Regions from separate parts of the Homo sapiens genome. Here region 2 is linked to region 1. A link is an interaction called in ENCODE POLR2A ChIA-PET data of the cell type or tissue named here. Cell type or tissue: K562. All regions are shown on one strand. Links, peaks and the distances in the headings refer to the core of each region. The heading gives the core; the rest is flanking DNA.

Region 1 (8,321 bases), core at 284-8,283:
CCTCTCAGTCTGTATATATCTGACACCTCTGAAAACACTTCTGCCACTTAAACCCTCAAAACAAAAGAACGATACATTCTCTGTCAGTATATTCTCTAAAACCATGAGAGACGCTACTCAGTATGATTTAAACAGATCCCCAAACATCTTTCAACCAACATTATAGGTCACTGTTGGGAACCAACAGATATTAACGTGGTTTTTTGTTTTGTTTTGTTTTGTTTCTTTGAGATGGAGTCTCGCTCTCTTGCCCAGGCTGGAGTGCAGTGGCACAATCTCAGCTCATTGCAAGCTCCACCTCCCAGGTTCAAGCAATTCTCCTGCCTCAGCCTCCCAAGTAGCTGGGATTACAGGTGCCCACCACCATGCCTGGCTAATTTTTTTATATTTTTAGTAGAGACGGGATTTCACCATGTTGGCCAGGCTGGTCTGGAACTCCTGACCTCAGGTGATCCACCCTCCTCGGCCTCCCAAAGTGCTGGGATTACAGGCGTGAGCCACCGTGCCCGACTATTTTATGTCTTTCAAACAGTTCACACCAGTGACAACATCCCTCTGTGTTTTTGGTGTTAATGCTAAACTCTGTCAGTGGCCCCTTATGGAACGTAGCTGGACGTCACCCGAGTCCCCAGGGCAGGAGGGGGTGCTGCCCCTCCGGGACTCACTCAGCTCAGGGGACAACAGGGCTGTCAACGGTGCCTCTATGATCAAACTGAAGGTTACTGATTTTTTAAGTGTAAGCAGTAAACTGAAGGATGAAACTGGCTGTGAGCAACTAACCATTCAAGTTTATTTTCTCTTTGAATTGGAAATGCTCAAACACGTCTTTAAAGTTCAATAACTTTTCTAGTTTTAGGCTGGTGAAAAAAGGTTTGGGGTTGTTTTGCTTTTAGCCAGACCACATACAATGAAGGTTTCCCACGGTGACTCTGTCATTGGGAATCCACTGGAAGGGAAGTCCCAGTTAAGTGGCAGTGAGTTATTCCCATGTAAAAAGAGGAAAAGCAATCCTTTCACCTCCACTGTGCTAAGATAAGAGTTATTTTCAAGTCAGAGTCATAGCGGAAGAAAAATATTTCAAATGAAAACAACCACAAAGAGGTTTGCGGACAAGGGAGGACAGAACTCACGGCACCCCGTCGGCAGAGGAAGGCAGCGGCGCTTCCCGCGTGCACACAACAGTCCCTGCGGCCCGCACACCCCTGGCTGTCATCGGGGAGGCCGAGTCCTGCTACCTGTCCTGAGTGACAAGGCGGGACGACAAATGCAAACTCAGAGCTGGCACTCAGCGACAACACAGACCTGCCACCCGCCTGCCAGCTCCATCGCAGCACTGGGGGCAGGAGGGCAGCCCACCACGCCGCCAGGTGGCCAGGGCTGCAGGTTCCTCTGTCGCTCAAGCCACATCCACACTCCTGGACGGCCACACCATCCCCACACCACCCTCCCACACACACACAAAGAAAACGGACCCCACTCGGGAGTCTTGCAGACGCATAGGAGCTAAGACCCACAGAGGGGCCTCCTCTCCTCAGGGCACCAACCCTTCCACAGGTATTTAATAAGCACCTACTGTATACCAGACATTGGATGGGCTGTTTTTCAGTCAAAAGCCCAGTGAGTGCTGGGGTGGTGTTCCCAGGCTTTGTTTAGCCTGAACCTTCCTGGCTAAACCTCGGCGGCTTTACAAACTCTCTAGGGTGCCTCTTTACAAAGTGCGCATCCAAAGCCACGGTGATGTCCCTGTCTCCAGGAACGCATGAATGCCAAGACTCTGCACGTCACCATCCCTGAGACCCTGGGTTTGCCAGGCACCCAGCCCCTCCGAGAGTGGCCCAGGAGAAACAAATGTCGCCACTGTGGATCAGGCCTGAGGGCCTGGGGCAGGTACTCAGCCATATGGTCCCAGTGGGCAGGGGCTCGTGTGGCCGAGTCCAGGCAGCCAGGTCCAATACTGCAGCTCTCAATAGAGGGCAGGTCTGCCTCCAGGGAACATCTGGCCATGTCTGCAGACATCTTTGGTTGTTACAACTTGGGGGTGGGGGCACAGGAGCCAGGGACACTGCTCATCGCCCTGCAACCACGGACGCCTCCCTCAGCAAAGATGCCCCAACCTAAAATGTAACGGGAGGAAGGGAGAAAGCAAGGAAGGCCAGCCCTCCCCGGGCTCTGCGCGGGTTTAACACTTACCCCTCCTGCAAAGGCAAACCAAGCCTCCCCTCACCGTTCCCCAGCCCCTGACAAAAACCACATGGCCCTGTCATCGCCCCTCCCCAGTGCATCTAAGTGGCTGCTGTCTTATCTCGGTGACAGGACCCAGGCCCCTCTGTGGGGCACCAGCCCTAAATACAGCCTTCTAGGAAAGGGGAGTGAGAGCCACTTCCAGCCCGGCCATACCTCCAGCACCAGCCTCCTCCTGGAAGAGACCCTCTAGGTCTTGTGACTCTGGAAATCAGGGGGAACCTGGTGGCTATGAGAAGGAGACATTTATGGAAAACAAAAACCCAAAGTGCCTGCGTGCATTTCTACAGGGGGGTAGCAGTGAACTAAGTGATGAGTGAACCGGCAGGAAGCGCCTGGCTGACACCTTCCCCACCAGACTCTGTAGGGGAGTCCGAGGTGAGGGGCAGGGGAGAGGCCTGAGAGACTTTGGCGAAATGCTTCCCCTGAAATGGTGCAACCCGTTAGCCCAACCCAGAACCAATGTGACTCTGTTTTTCTTTTGAGTCAGAGTCTCGCTCTGTCACCCAGGCTGGAGTGCAGTGGTGCGATCTCAGCTCACTGCAACCTCCGCCTCCTGGGTTCAAGCGATTCTCTGCCTCCCAAGTAGCTGGGATTACAGGTATGCACCATCATGCCCGGCTACTTCTTTTATATTTTCAGTAGAGACGGGGTTTCACCATGTTGGTCAGACTGGTCTTGAACTCCTGACTTCAATTGATCTGCCTGCCTCGGCCTCCCAAAGTGCTGGGATTACACGCGTGAGCCACCGCGCCCGGCCAAGTGTGACTCTTACCATAGGAGTAATGGGAAATTATTGAAAAACAGTGTTACAGTGTTGAGCAACCTGGGGCTGGACTCGTTAACACAAACGTACATGGTCACACATGCATGCACACACATGCACACCACACAGACACACACACATGGTCACACGTGCACATCACATCACCACATGCACAGGCCAGGGGTCCCTTCCCTTTCTCGCCACTTTTTCCAGGTGAGATCGAACTGTTATCTCACCAGGGATCAGGGACAGCCCCACGCTGGGTCCTCTTGGGAGAGAATGCAGGAGCTGAAGGGGCCCTGGCGTGCGCTGGACCTCACTGGGCCTGCCCTGCAGGGGCAGATGTGATCCTGCCATCCCGCCGTCCTTTTGAAACTACACCACCCACTTCAGTAGGATTTGTTTCACTGCAGCCCCCCACCTTCCCCCAAAGCGACACGGTGACACATGCCCCACACTGAGGGCCACTCTCAGGACAAACAGACACCACAGCAGCCCCATCGGTGCCCAGGGAGGCGCAGGACAGGCGGGCTGCTGGAAGGCGCAGAGCTCACCATCACCGGAGGTATGTAATGGAGAGGACACGGTGGGTGTTAGGAAAGCCTCCCCACCACGATTCTTCCACGTCACTCCAACCTGAGGCAGGCTGGCGCCCACGGCTGCTGGAGAAGCTGCTACAGTGAAAAACCCCTCGGCTTCCCACCTCCTCCCCTTCTCTGGCTCTCAGTCGTTCCCCTTGGAGGGGCGAGGGAGGAATCGCCTAGTGCCGGCTGCAAACTCACTCAGGGGGACGTGGGACACAGCAAAGGCTCAGTGCCCTCCCCGTTCCGTGCCTCCAAGCCAGCAGGAGAGACCTCTCAGAGGCGGGTTCCAGGGATGTGCACAGAGGCCGCCTCCAACCCACGGAAAGGCCGTGCAGGTGTCTCACGCAGGGAACAGTTCCAAGTGGGAGACTGTGTGTGTGAGCACCTGTGTGGACATTTCTCTGTCCAGGTACCCATGTGTCACCACAACAACCGAACACACTCTAGCGCAAAGCTTCTGGGCGCGGGCCTGTTTGAGGCAGGGCTGTCCAGCTACAGTAAGGTCTGTGCGGGGTCATCCCCAGCGGAGCCTGGCTTATCCACGTGGGGACCCCCTGGGTCTAGCCTTCCCCCGGCTCCAGGCAGAGGCTCAATAACCGTTCTGTAATGAGCAGAAGCATGTGTGCATGCCTCTACCAGCTGCTCCATCTCAAACCACCCGGCCGCCTCAGTGAACCTTCTTGGCATGGCTGAGGGTCACAGGAGTCCCTGGGCCACAGCCAGAGAAGGTCAGCAAGGAAGGATGAGTGCCCGAGGCCCAGGGGGCCAGCTCTGGGTAGGTAACACAACCTGCTCCAGCCCAGATGAGTGTGTCAGTATGGCTGGGCAGCCTGATGGACTCTCTTTGGCAGGTTTCGAAAACCGCCACGAGCTTAGACAGGCTGTGAGCAGGGGTGCTTTCGCTCGCCCTGAATAATTTAACAGGAATGATTCCAAAAGAAGTGCATGAGCTTGGCCGGGTGTGGTGGCTCACACCTGTCATCCCAGCACTTTAGGAGGCCAAGGTGGGCAGATCACCTGAGGTCCGGAGTTCGAGACCAGCCTGGCCAACATGGTGAAACCCCATCTCTACTAAAAATACAAAAATTGGCCGGGCGCGGTGGCTCACGCCTGTAATCCCAGCACTTTGGGAGGCCGAGGCGGGCGGATCACAAGGTCAGGAGATGGAGACCATCCTGGCTAACACGGTGAAACCCCGTGTCTACTAAAAATACAAAAAATTAGCCGGGCGTGGTGGCGGGCGCCTGTAGTCCCAGCTACTCGGGAGGCTGAGGCAGGAGAATGGCGTGAACCCGGGAGGCGGAGCTTGCAGTGAGCCGAGATTGTGCCACTGCACTCCAGCCTGGGCGACAGAGCGAGACTCCATCTCCAACAACAACAACAACAACAACAACAACAACAACAACAACAACAACAAAATTAGCCGGGCGTGGTGGTGGTGCATGCCGTAATCCCAGCTATTCAGGAGGCTGAGGCAGGAGAATCGTTTGAACCTGGGAGGCAGAGGTTGCAGTGAGCTGAGATCATGCCATTGCACTCCAGCCTGGGCGACAGAGAGAGACTCCATCTCAAAAAAAAAAAAAGAAGCACGTGAGCCTCAGACAAGCTCCTGTCTCCTGCAACATGCACTCTGGCCCCACCATCCTACACTGGCAGTCGCCTATCACCTGTGAAGACGGCGGGCCTTCCCAGGGCTCCTCCTCGCCCGGTGACACACAACGCAATGGCCTGAGGACAGGCCAGGCTGATCCCCAGCCACACAGCAGCAACCCTGGCCCGTGCTCTGCAGCCCCAAGGTGGCCCTGTCCCACTCGCTTTTTGCCCGCTGCTTGGCAGAGGCAACGCATGGTGGAAGAATGACCGAAATTCTGTGTCTGACATTGAAGAGCCTTTGTTCCCGTGCAGAAAACATCCCACCATGCGCCTCCTCCCTTTCGGGTTTCCTGGCCTCACAGGAGGTCTTTTTGAATCAGGAGGGGAGGGACCCCATCTCTGCCACCGGATCACCGGTCCTTCCAAGGGACCACTGGATCGTGACATGGCAGGGTCAGGATGAAAACCAAATCCCAGAAGTGGCGACCTCTGGGTGGAGGAAGGATCCCCAGGTGCAGGCAATTGGGGGTGCTTGTCTGAGCAGACTTTAAGAGCCATAATTAAAGCAACCACAAGTTACTCTTTTTATTGTTATTTTTTTGAGACAGGGTCTCACTCTGTTGCCTGGGCTAGAGTGCAGTGGTACAATCCTGGCTGCAGCATCTGCGGCTCAAGCCATCTTCCCACCTCAGCCTCCTGAGGAGCTGGGACCATAGGTATGCACCACCATGCCTGGCTAATTTTTTTATTTTTTGTAGAGATGGGGCCTCACTATGTTACCCAGGCTGCTCTCAAACTCCTAGGCTCAAGCGATCCTCCTACCTTGGCCTCTCAAAGTGTTGAGATTACAGGTGTGAGCCACCACACCCGGCCAAATTTATTTTATTTATTTATTTATATTTGAGACTGAGTTTCGTTCTTGTTGCCCAGGCTGGAGAGCAATGGCATGATCTCGGCTCACTGCAACCTCCGCCTCCCAGGTTCAAGCGATTCTCCTGCCTGAGCCTCCTGAGTAGCTGGGATTACAGGCGCCTGCCACCACGCCCGGCTAATTTTTGTATTTTTAGTAGATACGGGGTTTCACCATGTTGGCCAGGCTGGTCTCCAACTCCTGACCTCAGGTGATCCACCTGCGTTGGCCTCCCAAAGTGCTGGGATTACAGGTGTGAGCCACCGCGCCTGGCCAAAATTATTTTTTATGACACACACCTATTAAGATAATCAACTTCTTTCCACCAATTGAATAAATCACCAGACACAGTGGGCCCCAGGCCCCGGGGCTCTCAAACTCTGCGGCAGGCACTCAACGCCACCCGTGCTCTCGGCACTCCTCAGACCGACAATGATCGGCTGCCCGTGGCCAGGCCCTCCTCAGGAAGGCCTCCCACCACCCAGGCACCCACAGACCCGCGGTACGCTGAGTGCACCGTGGTCACCTCTGGAGACCTTGCAACCCGGCAATGCCACGTAGGTTTTGGCCTGGGACAGATTCCTTGATTGTCTTTTCACTTCATTGCCCCAAAAACTCCCCGACAAGGTCGCAGGTGCTAAAGGACTTGGAGGGACCCTGTATTTAACAAGGCGTGCGTGGTTGCTATGGTCAATGAGATGACTGCTGGAGAGCTGGACAATAATCTGATCAGACAAAAGAACAGATGTGGCCTCAAATATTGCAAGAATATATCAGGAGCCTCTGAGGAACACCAGCCAGCCTCCTGCTGCGTAGACAAACTACAACTTCCCAGACAGCTGAGGTGAAAGTGGTGAGTTTAAGAGGAAACCTTTGGGAGGCCAAAGTAGGAGGATCGCTTGAGGGCAGGAGGTCAAGACTATCCTGGGTATCACAGCGAGACTCCTGTCTCTACAAAAAGTAAAAAATTAGCTGGGTGTGGTGGTGCACCTATAGTCCTAGCTACTCAGGAGGCTGAGGTGGGAGGATCGCTTGAGCCCAGGAGGCTGCAGTGAGCTGTGGTTGCACCACTGCACTCCAGCCTGGGTGACAGAGCAAGACCCTGTCTCAGAGAACAAAAGAGGAAGGCTTCAAACATCCAGGACACGGGCTCCGACTGCCTCCTGCAGAGCGAGCCCGCCCCACGCATGTCCCCTGCACCACTCCTTCTCCGCCTACCTCGGCTGGCCTTCTCAGCGCTCAGACCCACGGCTCTTCCTGAACCTGTGGCCCCCCTCACCTGCCGTGATGGTGTCCACCTCCTTGGCTGCCAGCTCCTCCACGTCCGACCTCTTCCTCAGCTCAAACCTCCGGGATAAACCTTCTCGGGGTTTCCATAATTCCTGGATCAAGAGGGGCTTCTCACTGTCCCCAAACACCCGAAAGCACCGGGCCTGCCACCGCTGCCCAGCATCGCCGGCTTGGCCCACCACGTCACACAGCACGTACTGGCCGGCCTGCCTGGGGTCCAGGGCGTACCGCTCCAGCGCCTCCTTCACCAGCTCACGGGCGCTGGAGGTGCCGGTGGCCAGGACGCTCTTGTAGTGGGTTCCTGTGCAGACACTGTCCCCAAACACCTTCAGGACACCAGGGGCCGACAGCTGGGTGGAGAGCTCGGCGGGGTCATCGCTGGCGCCCAGGCTGGAGAAGGTGGAGTCCAGGTCCCGGTACTTGTAGCTCAGCGTCCGGGACAGCATGCTGGACAACAGCTGGCTCTGCCGCTTCAGTTTGCTCTTGGTGGGCGGGGACATGATGAAGTGCGTCCCATAAAACATGGTGGGTGAGGCTTCATGGATGAGGACTGTGGGCTTCAGCCAAAGGATGTGGGGAGGCCGTGACCTGGGTGAAAAAGTGAGAGAGGTTAGCGCCAACCATCGTGACCACCAAGAGCAAATGAGGCCACAGGCGGTGACTCCTGCCCGTCATCCCAGCGCTTTAGAAGGCCAAGGTGGGAGGACGGCTTGAGCCCGGGAGTTCCAGACCAGCCTGGGAAACATAGTAAGGCCCCGGCTCTACAAAAAATTTAAAAATTAGCCAGGCATGGTGGTGTGCACTGTACCCACTGCTCTGAAGGCTGAGGCTGGAGGATGGCTTGAGCCCAGGAGTTCAAGATTGCAGTGAGCTATGATAGTGCCACGGCCCTCCAGCCCGGGCAGCAGAGCAAGACCCCATCTCAAAATCTAATGGA
Region 2 (8,321 bases), core at 25-8,024, 66 kb after region 1:
AGACGGGGTTTCACCATGTTGGTCAGGATGGTCTCAAACTCCTGACCTCAAGTGATCCACCTGCCTCGGCCTCCCAAAGTGTTGGAATTACAGGCGTGAGCCACCATGCCCAGCCCACACAGTCTTTAAAGGGTATCTTAGTCCATCTTCTGCTGGAATACCTGAGACTGGGTAATTTATAAAGAAATTATTGTGGGCCGGGCATGGTGGCTCATGCCTGCAATCCAGCACTTTGGGAGGCTGAGGCGGGTGGATCACCTGAGGTCAGGGGTTCGAGACCAGCTTGGCCAACATGGCGAAACCCCATCTCTACTAAAAATACAAAAATTAGCCAGGCACAGTGGCGCGCACCTGTAATCCCAGCTACTTGAGAGGCTGAGGCAGGAGAATCACTTGAATCCGGGAGGTGGAGGTTGCAGTGAGCCGGGATTGCACTACTGTGCTCCAGCCTGGGCAACAGAGAGAGACTCTGTCACAAAAAGAAAAAAAGAAAGAAAAAGAAAGAAAGAGAAAGAAAGAAAGGAAGAAAGGAAGGAAGGAAGAAAGAAAGGGAAATTATTATAAATTATAAATTATTTTTTGCTGTTTTGTTTTTTAGAGAAAATAATGACAGGTTCTCGCCCTGTCATTCACGCTGAAACGCACTGGCACAATCATAGTTTGTTGCAGCCTCCAACTCCTGGATTCAAGCGATGTTCCTGCTTCAGCCTGCCAAGTAACTGGGACTGCAGGCATGCACCACCATACCCAGCTAATTTTTAATTTTTTGTAGAGACAGAATCTCGCCATGTTGCCCAGGCTGGTCTCAAACTCCAGGGCTCAAGTGATCCCACCCTGCCTCAGCCTCTCGAGTAGCTAGGACTACAGGTGTGCGTCACTACATCCAGCTAATTTTTAAACATTTTTTTGTAGAGATGGGGTCTCACTATTGTTGCCCAGGCTGGTCTCAAACTCCTGGCCTCAAGCAGTCCTCCTCCTTTGGCCTCCCAAAGCACTGAGATTACAGGCATGAGCCACATCACCTGGTCCTAAGAAAACAATTTAATTTCTTTTTCTTTTTTTTTTCTTTTTTTCTTTCTTTCTTTTTTTTTTTTTTTTTTTTTTTTTTGAGATGGAGTTTTGCTCTTGTTGCCCAGGCTGGAGTGCAATGGCACGATCTCAGCTCACTGCAACCTCCACCTCCCGGTTCAAGAGATTCTCCTGCCTCAGCCTCCCCCATAGCTGGGATTACAGGTGCCCACCACTATGCCAGGCTAATTTTTGTATTTTTAGTAGAGACGGGGTTTTGCCATGTTAGTCAGGCTGGTCTCAAACTCCTGACCTCGTGATCCGCCCACCTCAGCCTCCCAAAGTGCTGGGATTACAGGCATGAGCCACCACGCCCGGCCCAACAATTTAATTTCTTACAGCTCTTTAGGCTGGGAAGTCCAGGATCTAGGGACTGTGTCTGGTGGGGGCCTTCTTGCTGCTGAGGATGCTGTAGAATCCCGAGGCAGTGTGGGGCATCCCGTGGTGAGGGGCCTGTATGTGCTAACTCGAGTCTCTTTTTCTCCTCTCTAAAGCCACTAATGCCTCACCCTCAAGACCGCAGCTAATCCTAATCACCTCCCAAAGGTCCCACCCCTCCAATACCACAGTCAAATTTCCCACCCTCTTAATACTGTTACAACGGGGATCAAGTTTCAGAATAAGTTTTCGAAGAGACAAACATTCGAAACACAGCAAGGGGCAAGGCCAGGTTGTCGACTTGGAAAGGCAGAAGGTATGAAAGAAAGCAAAGCCAACCTTTGGCTGTAGCAGAGGAGAGACTGGGGGAGACAGGCATGAGAAATGTTATTTTATTTATATTTGTGTGTTACTTGACCAGCTACAATGTTCATGTACTACCTCAATGATCTTTTTAAAATCCTATCAAATAAAAAACATTTTAAATAAAGTCAAGTTTTGAAATCAACACTCAAGGCCAGATGACATCAAACAAGCTGCATCAAAGTTGGGGAGGGGAGGCTGGGCTCGATGGCTCACGTCTGTAATCCCAGCACTTTGGGAGGTTGGGGCGGGTGGATTACCTGAGGTCGGGAGTTGGAGACCAGCCTGGCCAACATGGTGAAACCCCATCTCTACTAAAAATACAAAACAATTAGCTGAGCATGGTGGTGTAATCCCAGCCACTCGGGAGACTGAGGCAGGAGAATCACTTGAACTAGAGAGATGGAGGTTGCAGTCAGCTGAGATCGTGCCACTGCACTCCAGCCTGGGTGACAGGGCGAGACTCCGTCTCAAAAAAAAACCCAAAAAAAACAAAGTTGAGGAGGGGAGGTGCTAGGTAAAAGGAATCCTGGAGGCTGGGCCCGGTGGCTCGTGCCTGTAATCCCAGCACTAGGAAGGCAGGAGGACTGCTTGAGGCCAGGAGTTCAAGACACGCCTGGGCAACATAGCAAGACCCTTTCTCTACAAAAAAAAAACTTAAAAATTAGCCAGGTGTGGTGGTGTGTACCTGTGGGCTCAGCTGCCCAGGAGGCTGAGGTGGGAGAATAGCTTGAACCCAGGAATTTGAGGCAACAGTGAGCTATGATCATGTCACTGCACTCCAGCCTGGGCGACAGAGAGAGACCTAGTCTCAGAAAACAAAAAAAGTCTTGGAAACTACCCAAATGCCCACCATGGTAGAATTAGCATAGAAATATTCACACAATGGAACACTAGATAGTAATGAGAATTAATGAATTACAGCTTTCAGAAGAAATAAGGACACTCTGCAGACTGCAGACAAATGTCAAATGGCGGTGCACACACTTCCAATCTATTTCTTTCTTTCTTTCTTTTTTTTTTTTTTTTGAGATGGAGTCCTGCGCTGTTGCCCAGGCTGGAGTGCAGTGGCACAATCTCGGCTCACTGCAACCTCTGCCTTCCAGGTTCAAGCAATCTCCTGCCTCAGCCTCCTGAGTAGGTGGGACTACAGGTGTACAGAACCACACTGGCTAATTTTTTTTGTATTTTTACTAGAGACGGGGTTTTGCCATGTTGGCCAGGCTGGTCTCGAACTCCTGACCTCAAGCAATCCATCTGCCTTGGCCTCCCAAAGCGCTGGCATTACAGGCGTGAGCCACCGCACCTGGCCCAATCTATTTCTATAAATTTCAAGAACAGGCAGCGCAGGTCTGTTGAAGGTCCGATGACGCCAGGAGAGTGGCTGCCCTTGACGGTAGTGAGGACTGACTAATGGGGTGTGAAGGGGTTCCTGAGGCCTGGCATGTTGAGCATCCTGACCTGGGTGCAGGGTCCGGCACACCCCAGCTCCCCCGGCTCGCTCCTCCGAAGTCTGGCAGGAGCCAGGCCCAGTCTCAGAGCTCAGCTTCTGCAATTCCTCCCTCTCTCTCTCTGGCCTGACCCAGCTGGGGTCTATGGCCCCCAGAAAGAAGCCTGACCCCTTTCATGAATGAGCCCGGGCCCCGGAACGCGGCTGCAGCCACCCCTCCCAGGCTGGGCTGGTGCCTGTCAGTGGCGACCCTGAGTCCCTTGGACAGAGGACTAGAGAGATTTGCCCGGGCTCCTACACAAAGGGGGTTCTGTCCGTCTGTCCCACAGAGGCAAGGGACCACGCAGGGCCAAGTTGGCCCCGGCCGTGCTAAGCCTCTCTCCCCCTCTCCGCTTGGCCCTGGCCGCTTCTTTGTGTCCATTCATGAATTCAAGGCTCCTCCTGAAAGGCCGGCGGTATCTTGGCTCAGTCTTTGGGAAACAGTCCTTGGGCCGGTGCCACCTGGGAATGGTCATGAAATAAAATCCTGGGGCAGACAGTGATGGGAACAGGAAGGGGAAACTGAGCAAGGGGTGGAAGGGGCCCGGGCTTGCATCTCGTGCCAGAGGCGCGGGACTCTGGCATGATCTGCAGGAGACAGCACTCAGGTGCACTGTGCGTGGCATCCCATGTGAACGGCCCCCTGGGCCTGGGGGTACTGACCCGACAGATCTGAGACCAGCTCCCAGCCTTGGCGCCCACCCTGTGGCTCCCCGGGAAATCTCTTCCCCTATGGGATGAGAAGGGTCCGTATCTCCAAAGCTAGGACCATCTCCCAGCCTCAGGAGGCTCCCAGATGCTATCAAGTGAGAAGGGGCCATGGTCATCGCTGGCTGCTGTGAGTGGGGTTAGGAGGAGGGGTCGCCCCAACAAAGATGGGGGCCCCTTAGGCACCTGTTCGTCCTCAGCTAGCTCCTGGGTCGGCCTCTGTGAACATGCCACAGACACCAGCCCTAACCATCAAGCCCTCCTTCCACCTGACCTAGGGGCTCTCACCCACCAATCATCTCCCAGAGATTCCTGTGACATCACCAGCAGCCAATCAGAGTGTCCCAGGTTGGCAGGTCAGAGGCAGCCTTACTTTGAGAGTTGGTAAGTTTTCAGGCAATAGCAGAAAAAGGACACTTCTGACCGGGCGCGGTGGCTCGCGCCTGTAATCCCAGCACTTTGGGAGGCCGAGGCAGGTGGATCACTTGGGGCCAGGAATTCAAGACCAGCCTGGCCAACATGGCGAAACCCTGTCTCTACTAAAAATACAAAAATAAGCCGGGCGTGGTGGCGGGTGCCTGTAATCCCAGCTACTCAGGAGGCTGAGGCAAGAGAATCGCTTGAACCTGGGAGGCGGAGGTTACAGTGAGCCGAGATGGCACCACTGCACTCCAGCCTGGACGACAGAGTGAGAACCTGTCTCAAAAAAAAAAAAAAAAGACACTTTTTTTAAACAGTGGAATACTGCATTTTATTATTATTTTTCTTTATACTTTTTTAAACTGCTGTTTTAGGTTCAGGGGTACATGTGCAGGTTTGTTATGTAGGTAAATTGCATGTCACGGGGGTCTGGTGTCCCTGACTCAAATAAAGAAATTAATAAATATCTTCTTAATAGCACCAGGAAGGTTGCACCACAAATGTATCTTTAAAGAGTCCTTGAGGTGACAAAATAATCTGCATGCCAAAGGACACTTTAAAGATACATTTGTGGTGCAACTTTCCTGGTGCTGGTGGGAGGTCATTTATTTATTTATATATTTTTGAGATGAAGTCTCGCCCTGTTGCCCAAGCTGAAGTGCTGTGGCATGATCTCAGCTCACTGCAGCCTCCACCTCCTGGGTTCAAGTGATCCTCCTGCCTCAGCCTCCCGAGTACCTGGGACTACAGGCACGTGCCACCATGCCCAGCTAATTTTTGTATTTTTAGTAGAGACAGTGTTTTGCCATGTTGGCCAGGCTGATCTTGAACTCCTGACCTCAGATGATCCACTGCCTTGACCTCCCAAAGTGCTGGGATTACAGGCATGAGCCACCATGCCTGGTCTTATTTTTTATTTTTATTTTTTCTGTAGAGATGGGGGGGGTCTTGCCATGTTGCCCAGGCTGTTCTCGAATACCTGGCCTCATGTGATTCTCCCGCCTTGGCCTCCCAAAGTGCTGGGATTACAGGTGTGAGCCACCTGGCCCTGCCTGGGAGGACATTTCTATTTTTTTTTTAATTAAAAAATTTTTTTAATTAATTAGAAATGGAGCCTCACTATGTTGCCCAGGCTGGTCTTGAACTCCTGGCCTCAAGCTATCCTCCTGCCTCAGCCTCTCAAAGTGCTGGGATTACAGGCATGAGCCATACACCCGGCCCTAGGAGGACATTTCTAATTCCCATTACACTTTCCATCCTGTCTATACCTCTTTTTTTTTTTTGAGACAGAGTTTTGCTCTTGTTGCCCAGGCTGGAGTGCGATGGTGCTATCTCGGCTCATTGCAACCTCTGCCTCGCGGGTTCAAGCGATTCTCCTGCCTCCGCCTCCCAAGTAGCTGGGACTACAGACACGTGCCACCACCTCACCCGGCTTTTTTGTTTGTTTTTTAGTAGAGACAGGGTTTCACCATGTTAGTCAGGCTGGTCTTGAACTTCTGACCTCAAGTGATCCACCCACCTCAGCCTCCCGAAGTGCTGGGATTACAGGATGAGCCACCGCGCCAGGCCCCATCCTGTCTATACTTCTGTCCTAACTCCATCCCAGCCAGTGACCCCTTAGATAGTTGGAGTACACTTCAGGAGGTCCTGCCCTTTTCTTTTTTTTTTTTTTTTTTTTTTTGAGACAGAGTCTCTCACTGTCACCCAGGCTGGAGTGCAGTGGCGCAATGTCAGCTCATTGCAACCTCCACCTCCTGGGTTCAAGCGATTCTCCTGCCTCAGTCTCCTGCGTAGCTGAGATTACAGGCGCCTGCCACCACGCCCCGCTAATTTTTTGTATTTTTAGTAGAGATGGAGTTTCACCATGTTGGCCAGGCTGGTCTCAAACTCCTGACCTTGTGATCCGCCTGCCTCAGCCTCCCAAAGTACTGGGATTACAGGCATGAGCCACCGCGCCTGGCCTTTTTTCTGTATTTTTAGTAAACACGGGCTTTCACCATGTTGACGAGGATGATCTCGATCTCCCGACCTCGTGATCCACCTGCCTCAGCCTCCCAAAGTGCTGAGATTACAGGCGTGCGCCACCGTGCCCAGTCAGTCCTGCCCTTTTCAACTCACACCCTACCCATTTCACAGAAGAGAAGACTGAGACCCAACTGCTCTACCCTGATGTCCCCTAGCAGTGCCCATTACCTAGCTTGTGTCAAAGGGCAGGGGGAGGGTTTAGGCTGAGCACTCACACTGTGGCCACAGAAAACCTCTAGATATGGAGACCAGTAGCCAGCATGTTAGCCCTGCAGTCCAGCCCTGGCTGTGCAACCCAGGAAATGGTACTTAACCTCCCTGAGCTTGTAGCCCTTCTGGAAAATTCCTATCCTAGACACTTCACAAACTGCCTTGAGAGCCGAAGAGGAGGGCAGCTTGAAGACAAATCACTGTTGTTGACTGATTATTTTATTTTACTTTATTTTTTGAGACAGGATCTTGCTCTGTCACTCAGGCTAGAGTGCAGTGGCATGATCACAGCTCACTGCAGCCTCAAACTCCTGGGCTCAAGTGATCCTCCCACCTCAACCTCCTGAGTAGCTGGGACTATAGGTGCACGCCACCACCCCCAACTAATTTTCTCTTTATTTTTTGTAGAGATGAGGTCTCACTATGTTGCTCACTATGAACTCTTTAGCTCAAGCAATCTTCCCACCTCAGCCTCCCAAGTAGCTGGGGACTACAGGTGCACACTACCACATCCAACACTCCCTCTCTACAAAAAATGTAAAAATTAGCTGGGTATGGTGGCACACACCTGTAGTCCCAGCTACTGGGGAGGCTGAGGAGGGAGGATCGCTTGAGCCCAGGAGTTCGAGGCTGCAGTGAGCTATGATCGAACCACCGCACTTCAGCCTGGGCAACAGAGCAAGAAAAAAAAAATTGGAATCTATTCTGAAGGAAATTAGCAAATCCTTCCCATCCCTCCCCTGGCCCCAGGGAAACTTTAGCCCTGGGCTCACTTGGAGGGAGCAAAGGTGGGTCTAGTTCCAGAGATGAGGGGAGCCAGGGGTGAGCCCACCCTCCTGCTGGAGCCAAGAGGCATGACCTGGGCCAGCCCACCCCACGCTGGATCTGTGGAGCAGGCTCCGGAGTGGCCGATGCTCTCCGTTTTTCAACCCTCTCAGCACTCCTACTATTCCTGCGAAAGGACTGGTGGAAGATCGAGGAGGACTTGGAATGGCCATTCTCCACCAGAATAGTCCAGCCCGGCCAGTGGCCATGGGTCCAGTGTGCCATCACAGAGCCAAGAATAGCAGAGAGACAGTCTCTCTGGGTCCTGCTGAACCCCGCTACTTCTGGTCTTTTCAGTCCTGAACACCAACAAATTCCTTTTTTTCTTTTTTCTCTTTCTTCTTCTTCTTCTTCTTTTTTTTTTTTTTTTTTTTTTTTTGAGACAGAGTCTTGCTTTGTCGCCTAGGCTGGAGTGAAGTGGCACGATCTCGGCTCACTACAAGCTCCGCCTCCCAGGTTCACACCATTATCCTGCCTCAGCCTCCTGAATAGCTGGGACTACAGGCGCCCGCCACCATGCCTGGCTAATTTTTTTTGTATTTTTAGCAGAGACGGGGTTTCACCATGTTAGCCAGGATGCTCTTTCTTCTTTTTCTTCTTTTCTTACCTCTCCCTCTCCCTCTCCCTCTCCCTCTCTCTCTCCTTTTTCTTCTCCTTCCTCCTCCTCCCCCCGACCCCTTCTTCTGGACACCAACACACTTCTTTTTTCTTTTTCTCTCTTTCCTTCTCCTTCTTCTTCTTTCCCTCTTCTTTTTCTTCCTTCTTCCTCCTCTTCCTCTTTCTTCTTCTTCTTCTTCTTCTTCTTCTTCTTCTTCTTCTTCTTCTTCTTCTTCCT

Evidence for each region. ChIA-PET counts read pairs that join two places held together with the same protein. Peaks named below come from ENCODE experiments on the same cell type or tissue, not always from the same donor. Only the 100,000 strongest peaks of a DNase experiment are listed, where the experiment ranks them.
Region 2: POLR2A ChIA-PET joins it to region 1 with 5 read pairs; 2 of 35 experiments call an interaction of 5 or more read pairs at or near these places.

The regions. Positions count from the first base shown.
Region 1 is chr7:4,870,232-4,878,552 of GRCh38, forward strand. It overlaps RADIL (Rap associating with DIL domain), which reads right to left. Exons shown (of 15, transcript NM_018059.5): 2 at 7,374-7,972. The coding sequence starts at 7,908. Among named protein-coding and RNA genes, the nearest start is that of RADIL, 9.3 kb to the right of the region's middle. In K562, for the core only: no CTCF peak of the experiment used is centred there; DNase peaks (open chromatin) are centred at 2,280 and 2,580.
Region 2 is chr7:4,936,921-4,945,241 of GRCh38, forward strand. All of the region lies in intron 1 of MMD2 (monocyte to macrophage differentiation associated 2), which reads right to left. Among named protein-coding and RNA genes, the nearest start is that of MMD2, 18 kb to the right of the region's middle. In K562, for the core only: no CTCF peak of the experiment used is centred there; a DNase peak (open chromatin) is centred at 4,311; H3K27me3 peaks cover 4,627 bases.